Linked DNA regions of Mus musculus: region 1 is linked to region 2. A link is a contact called in ENCODE POLR2A ChIA-PET data. All regions are on one chromosome and are shown on one strand. Each heading gives the region's core, a stretch centred on a gene start or an enhancer-like site at or near the end of the contact. The rest is flanking DNA. Distances are from core to core; before and after follow the strand shown. Region 1 holds the start of Dnal4 (dynein, axonemal, light chain 4). Region 2 holds the start of Atf4 (activating transcription factor 4).

What was found. ChIA-PET counts read pairs that join two places held with the same protein, here RNA polymerase II (POLR2A).
Region 1: POLR2A ChIA-PET joins it to region 2 with 11 read pairs in Patski. The contact joins the promoter of Dnal4 here to the promoter of Atf4 in region 2. POLR2A ChIA-PET finds 5 or more read pairs at or near these places in 2 of 5 experiments (Patski and embryonic stem cell).

Annotation. Positions count from the first base shown.
Region 1 is chr15:79,772,624-79,776,179 of GRCm38, reverse strand. It overlaps Dnal4 (dynein, axonemal, light chain 4), which reads left to right and starts at 1,713. Exons shown (of 4, transcript NM_017470.2): 1 at 1,713-1,821. It overlaps Gm30977 (a long non-coding RNA gene), which reads right to left and starts at 1,652. Exons shown (of 4, transcript XR_875488.3): 1 at 1,394-1,652.
Region 2 is chr15:80,253,250-80,256,915 of GRCm38, reverse strand. Atf4 (activating transcription factor 4) reads right to left here and starts at 1,732. Exons shown (of 3, transcript NM_009716.3): 1 at 1,231-1,732; 2 at 395-709; 3 at 1-282. The coding sequence starts at 617. It overlaps Mief1 (mitochondrial elongation factor 1), which reads right to left. Exons shown (of 6, transcript NM_178719.5): 6 at 3,545-3,666.

The sequences.
Region 1 (3,556 bases), core at 464-2,963, 480 kb after region 2:
GCCAAAAATGAATTAGAGGTCTGGGGGACACAAGAGAGCCAGGTTACCCTGTTACCCAGTAGCTCCCACAAGGTAGCCTGCAGAAAAACACCCTATGATCCTCCATTCCGTTGCAGGAGATCCTGGAATCTGCACTGCAGAAAGATCTATAGGTACTACCTCTGTGATAGAGAACTGTGTGAAGGTTTCTGCGGTTGGTGCTGCCAGCAGGGAAGGAAGATGGTCTAACAATTGCTGTTGCTCCTCAGAAGGTCACTGGTAACCACAAGAGAGGGAATTTCAGAAACATCGTGGGAGTGGAAGCCAGATTGTGGTGGGCGGGAGAATGAATGGGAGGCGAGAAAGAGAGGATGGCAAACAAGGACCCCTTTGGGGGAGTCGTTTGTGTAAGTGACAGAAGTGAGAGCGTCATCCCCCTCAAAGGCTGCCCTTCATCTCCTGGAGAAAGTTGGAAAAGAGGATTAAGGAAATTTGAAGGCTGAGTAAGATTCGCCACAGACAGTCAGAACTTTCCAGGGAGGCTAGCTAGGAACTGTCGTGTGCTGAGCTGAATTCCTGCTGCCAAGTCTCAAACCAAGCCCAATGTGTGTGTTCTGGGTCTGTACACTCAAGCTAGGTTAATCCACTGTCCCAGATCAGACCTTGTTACCACTCTCCCCAAAGCTCTCCAGCAACCAATGACTCTATCTCACCTCACACCAGGGGCCACTTGTGTTTCAAACCTCTCTTTCTTCTGCCCTGCTTCTTTCTTTGTCTTCCCCTCTACTTGACCTACTATGTTGACCCTGCACTCCTACTACGTTGACCCTGCACCCAGGCCTCTTGGAGCTACCGCTGTCCCGCTCCCATTAGCATTCTGGTCATCTTGGGCTCTTCCCGCCTCGTTGTCCCACTTAAAAAGAGCCAGTACCCTGCCAGTCTCTGCTATAGAAGCACGCGGAAACGATTCCATTTCTTCTCATGGCTCTATACCTTCTGAACTGTGCCTTCCGCAGAATCACCAGCTAGTGGGGCTTCATTAATGATTGCATGATACGCATAGAATAAATGTTTAGATTATGGGGCATTCCACTGATCCATTCTTCTTCTTCACCTTCCCCTCAGCAAGAGGCTCTAACACTCTTTGGTCATTTCTTTCCAAGAATCAGAAGCAGGTTCCAGACAACTGCATCTGATGGTACAGGTGTCTCCCAGCCCCTGGGACAAAGCAACCCTGGAGGGTTTGCACAAGGGAAAGATCTGGATTCCTTCTCTGAGGTTATGCCTTGATTCTTTCCTTCAGTCTCTCTAGTTCTACACATTGGCCCAGACGGGATCACGGATGCTGTTAACAGTAAGCACTGTGTTGCGAATCAATGAGACAGTCACTCACTGTAAAGGACTAAAACACTACCTAAGTTCTGGTGGTTATCAGGCTCCTGCGGTCGTCGTAAAATAGCAGATCAGCGTCACGACACCAACAAACTGCATTTGTCATTTTCGATGTCGAAAACTCCCAGGGCAATACAGCTTTAAGAAGTTTGTTCCTCTACAAAGACTACTTCTGCCTGTCCGCAGCTGCTCCGGCAGGCTTAAGACGACTATGAGCGAAGCCCCACCTCCTCGGTCTTTAAGCCACGCCCCTCGCGTAAGCTCCGGCCTCCTAGGCCCCTTCGGAATTAATTGGCACTTCTCTACACCAATAATAAGTGATATTGCTGTCAACGTCCGGTGACGGGACGGGACTTCCGTGATGGTTGCTAAGACACTCTGGCTCGCTCCTTGACAACCCTGGCGGGGGTGCGCTGGCTGTGGCCTCGGCTCCGGCCCCCGCGGGAGCAGGTGAGGGCGCGGAGTGCGGAGGGCAGCGCGGCGGGGAGGGCTGGCCCTGAGGGAGGGCGGGAGGATGCGCGGGGCGGACAAGGCCTGGCCCAACGCTAGGCCCCACCTAGGTCCCCAGCCCGCGGTTCCCGGCCCAGGACCTCCCCTTGTCCCACGTAGGAGACCACGGAGCTTGGCAGTGACATTGCGCACCAGCACCACTTTGCAGGCCGCTCCTCCTCACTCATCTTGGGTCCTGTTTAGCTCCATGCCCTCGCATCCTCCCTGTTTTGACTCCCACTGCACTTTGTCCCCGCACCACCTCGCTGCTGACTGGTGGTCTAAATCGCCTCGTCCCAGATCACTTGGTTTGGAGATTTGGCGATACTCTGGGATTCTAGGCTGACTATTGCCCGACGGGGGGCACTCAGTCTTCCCATCTATAAAGTCGAAATTGGGTTGAATGGTCGCAAAGGCCTTTTGGACTCTGACGTCCTAGCATGATGTTGTGGGACTTAACTGTCAACGCCCCTTAGGATGTGTGTTCTCCTAACCTTTTATGTAATGCAAAGAATTTGGCAAACTTAAGTTGGATTCCCATTGGTAAGAACTACCTAAGATCTCTCTGGGCACCAGTCAGTGCATCTATAAAGCCAATAGTCTGAAGTTCATCTCCTTTGGCAAATGAAGTACAAAGGGTCCAGTCCAGTGTAGACGGTACTTGCTCACTTGTCTTTTTTCTGTGTGTATGTGCGTTCCTGTGTGTGCAGTTACATGTGGAGGCTGGAAGTCAACATTCGGTGTCTTTCACAATCACTCTCCACCTTATTGTCTGAGACAGGGTCTCCCTCTTTGATGCCAGGAGCTCACCACTGGGCTTCATGGCTAATGAGCTTCCAAGGATCCATCCTCTCAGCTGCCTCTCCAATGCTGGGCTCACAGGCATGGCCGCCTCACCCAGCCCTTTACACGGGTGCTGGGATAGAAAACTCTGGTCTTCATACTTTTGTAGCAAGCACTTTATAAACTGACCTCCACCCCCTAATTTCTTCTTTTTGTCTGTTATGACCTCACACTTTCCCTCCTGGGAAGAGCCCAGTGCTTTCCTGCGCAGTATCCCACTCAGTAGCCACTGTCTGCAGATGAACCTCAGGCCTGCTGTCTGGCTCTGCTCTTCCCCTGTGGCTAGGAATTCTTGGGGTACAGGAGTGAGGAAACTGAAAGAGGTTGGTACAGTGATACGAGGATTCATAGCTTCCCTTTTCCAACCATCCATGACTCTGCCATCTTTTCCTCCTGACTAAATGTCTCCATTTGCATTTTGCCAGCTGCTAGCATCAAGCTGGCCTGCCTATCTGTTCTACCTGGTTTCTTCCATGCTCTGGTAGGCTCATCCCTCTGAGAAAGTTATCAAGTTACCTTGATTCTCTCTCCGTGGGGTATCACACCCTCCCCATTCCTGAGACCATTCTGGCCTCTTAGGCCTGTTTTCTGGGCTGATCGCTGTAGCTTCCTGGCTGCCATCCCTGTCAATCCAACTCCCCAACCTCTGTGCTGCCAGCCACCCTGAAAGCTCCAAGAAGCCAGGCAAGGTCGTGATGCTTGCAACCCAAGGGCTTGGCTGTGTCAGCAGTATCACAAGTTCAAGGTCATCAGGAGCTCAGTGGTTCAGTGAGTTCAAAGCCACCCTGTGTTATGTGAGAGCAAAAACAGAATCCAAGGTTGTTTTTTTTTTAAATTTTTTTATTAAGTATTT
Region 2 (3,666 bases), core at 483-2,982:
GAACCCCTGGGGAACAGGGGAAAGGCTGCAAGAATGTAAAGGGGGCAACCTGGTCGACTTTTATTAAACTTTCTGGGAGATGGCCAATTGGGTTCACTGTCTGAGGGGGCTCCTTATTAGTCTCTTGGACTAGAGGGGCAAAAAGATCACATGTGTCATCCAACGTGGTCAAGAGCTCATCTGGCATGGTTTCCAGGTCATCCATTCGAAACAGAGCATCGAAGTCAAACTCTTTCAGATCCATTTTCTCCAACATCCAATCTGTCCCGGAAAAGGCATCCTCTGGGAAAAGAAATTCAGGTGTGAACGGTTCATGTCATATTCGGGAGGCAGAAAGCCATTAGAACACCAGATCCATATGAAAAGGGCACACCAGGACAGCCGTCCTACTCACCCTTGCCGGTGTCTGAGGCACTGGCCAAGCCATCATCCATAGCCGGCCATTCCGAGGAGCCCGCCTTGTCGCTGGAGAACCCATGAGGTTTCAAGTGCTTGGCCACCTCCAGATAGTCATCTAAGAGACCTAGGCTTTCTTCAGCCCCCAAACCCGACTGGTCGAAGGGGGACATCAAGTCCCCCGCCAACACTTCGCTGTTCAGGAAGCTCATCTCGGTCATGTTGTGGGGCTTTGCTGGATTCGAGGAATGTGCTTAACTCGAAGGTATCTTTGTCCGTTACAGCAACACTGCTGCTGGATTTCGTGAAGAGCCTGGATGGGGACCCAAAAGCAAGTCCAGTCATCTTTCTATCTAAGATGCCGGATGGCCAAATCCCAGAAGCGTCTACAGGGAGAGCACGCGGGCCCAAGGCCATTGTGTAAGCCTCCCCGGCCGCCAGCTCGGGTTGCACAAGATGGAGGCTTAGCTTTGCTTCACCGGCCACCCAGAGGAAGCAGCTTGTCCTCGCGTCCTAATACGGCCAAGGCCGCCGCGCCCCGCCCCCGTGACTCACACCCCCGCCCCACCGCCATCTTGGGCATCGCCACGTTCGCAGGATGACACGGGGACCCCGGTGAGCCCGAGATGATTAAGCTAAGACAGGACGAAGGGGCAGCAGTAGCGCTTTAGACACTCCTCCGCCCAGCTCTGCCCGGGAGCGCCGGCGTCGCAGGCAACGCAAACAAGGCCGACGCGTCCGGCCGCTTGTAAAACCGCGTGTGCCGGCCACCGCGCCCGGGCCGCACCCAACCACAGCGAGGCCCCCGCCCTCCGCGGCCGGCCCCATACTCACGCCATGGCTTAGGCCGGTGGGGGTTGCCGCTGCAGAGCCTGGTGCTGCTGCCGCCGCTGCAAAGGCCAACGCTGCCGCAGGCACTGCTGCCTCTAATACGCCATGGTGGCCGCAAGCCCTGCGGGAGGGGAAGAGGAAAGGGACACCCGAGCACACAACTTAAACCGGCAGACAGCAAGCAGAAATGGCGGCGGCACGCCCTAAACCCGCCCTTTATAGCCTCGGCCAGGGACGCAGCACACCGCGTATCCTCCCACTGTGGTCACGTGATCCTACCGCAGCGCCACCAAACCGCCTCTCACTGACGCCCTCGCCCGCCCCAACCCTTCTCCGCTGTGCTCGGGGGGTAACTGTGGCGTTAGAGATCGTCCTAAAGGCCCCATGAGAGAAAAGTGCACTACTTTATAGGTTGACGACCAGCCGCGGTCTGGTTCCGGAGCGCGGAGGGATCGCTCGTTGACGAATTTCCGGTGTCTTACAAGGCGGGGTGGGACACCTAGCCAAAGCTCTGACGGTCAAAGCCGAAGCTGCCAGGTTATCACGCGAGACGCCGTCGGAGCGCGCGTCGAGCTGATTGGCCCAGGCGTGGCGAGTCACCTAAACCTCAAGTTCCTATTGGCTCTGCACCTGGGCGCTCTAGGATCAGGGGTCTGCGTGGAAAGGGAGGAGCCACCAGAGGTTCCGGGCGCCAGACTGTCACACCTGCCATCTCTTGTCAGATGTGATCCATGTGTATTTGCTCTCTCCGGCATCGCTCCGCACCGAGCAAACAGCTTCCAGGCGTGACCTTTGGGCTGGAAGCCATCTTTTCATGTATTTGTTGTTTCCAGAACCGAGTGGGCAGGCTTCAGGCATGTGGAGAGACCCTTCTGAGTTAGCTGGTCCAAACCTTCAGCTTCCTGTCAGTCCTGGGACAGGGACGGCACTTGGAGGCAGGGCGTTCGTGTTGGGGTCTTCTTGGGAGATATTCCGGTTCCTCCAGTTCAGCGATTTCCCCTGAACCGGGGAAACATGCCTAACCTCAGGTCTAACCTCCTATGCCCATCCTCCCATCATAGAGGCCCTCACTGCCGGTTTGTATAGGGTCAGTTCCCTTAAGATCAGGTTTATTCAGTTGGCTCTCAAGCCTTAACTTCCAGGTATCACCTTCCCAAGAAGTCATCCTGATGAGTGAGCCTGCCGCCTAAGTGATCGGGAGCCCCAGGTACTGGTCAAGGCCTCACCATAAAGGATGCTGTTTTGAGAGTGCTGAGAGGCTCTTTCCAACTCCAGCCTGGAAATCTTAAAAAGAGTTTCCACTTCTGTTTAAGTGACTCACACAAATACCACTCAACTGGCACAGTGCCTGCCACTTACTGCTCAGTGATTATTTGCAAGCCTTGTACAACCCAACCCTAGCGCTCGGGTACCATAGTTCAAGGTCGTCCTTGATTATATGATTGATTGCTATTTATTAATTCGAACCTAACTCTCCAGTCCCTATATCCCTAACTCCATCCTCCTTCCTCAGAGGAGCCTTTATTATTGTTTACTGAGACGGAACCAACCATAAAACACGAGGCCTACATAATGAGATGTTTTTATACCCAAAGAAGTCACAAGTGCATGTGCACACATACAGAAGTTACCTAGTCTTTCCATGCAAAAGCAACAAAAGGGTAACTATGTCCTCTCTTTGCTCTGGAAACCAAAACAGCAGCCACACTGCTACATTAAGTGGACATCCCTTACAAGTTTCTGTCCCCTAAGCATAATGTACCCTGCAAACCATGGTTTTTAACCTATGCTGAGTTCCTAACTCTATGATGTATGCCCACCCCTTGCTTTGCTAAACTCCTGAACCTGTGATACATGACTGCCTTTTGCTATACAAAAACGTGCCTCCCCAGAAACCTTCCACGTGGTGTAAGCTTGCACTTCTTTTTCTGGCCTCCTTTCTAACAGCCAATTATCCTAGCAGCTGTTTTCTATCACATGTATCTACCCTGCAGGCAGCCTGGAGTCCCCCCACTCTTCTGTTAGGGTGCTAACAACCAATTATCCCAACAGCTGTTTTCTATCAACCCTAATGCTTTCCCATAAGAGTCTCCAAACAGCCAGTGAGGGGCTGTTTGGCTGGCCAAAGCTTGCTTAACCAGTCATGGAAATTTTTTCTCAGCTCTAACAAGGCTCCTGACCATACAGGTTGGCCATACAGAAGTTTAAAATTATTGACACTAGAGATCCCAGGAGAATGTCTGGTGGCTTCTTTTCCCCCGTCGTATTCCTAGCACCGATGTAAGAATATACCTGATACCACATAGACACGTCAGAGTTGTTGGAAAGGAGATTTTTATTTTCTTCTTCCCATGCTGCAGAAGACGCTGATTTCACCAGTTCAATTTCTCTCCTTCAAGGAGAAGGAGGATAAAGGTTCTCTGGGCCTTAGTAGCTAAG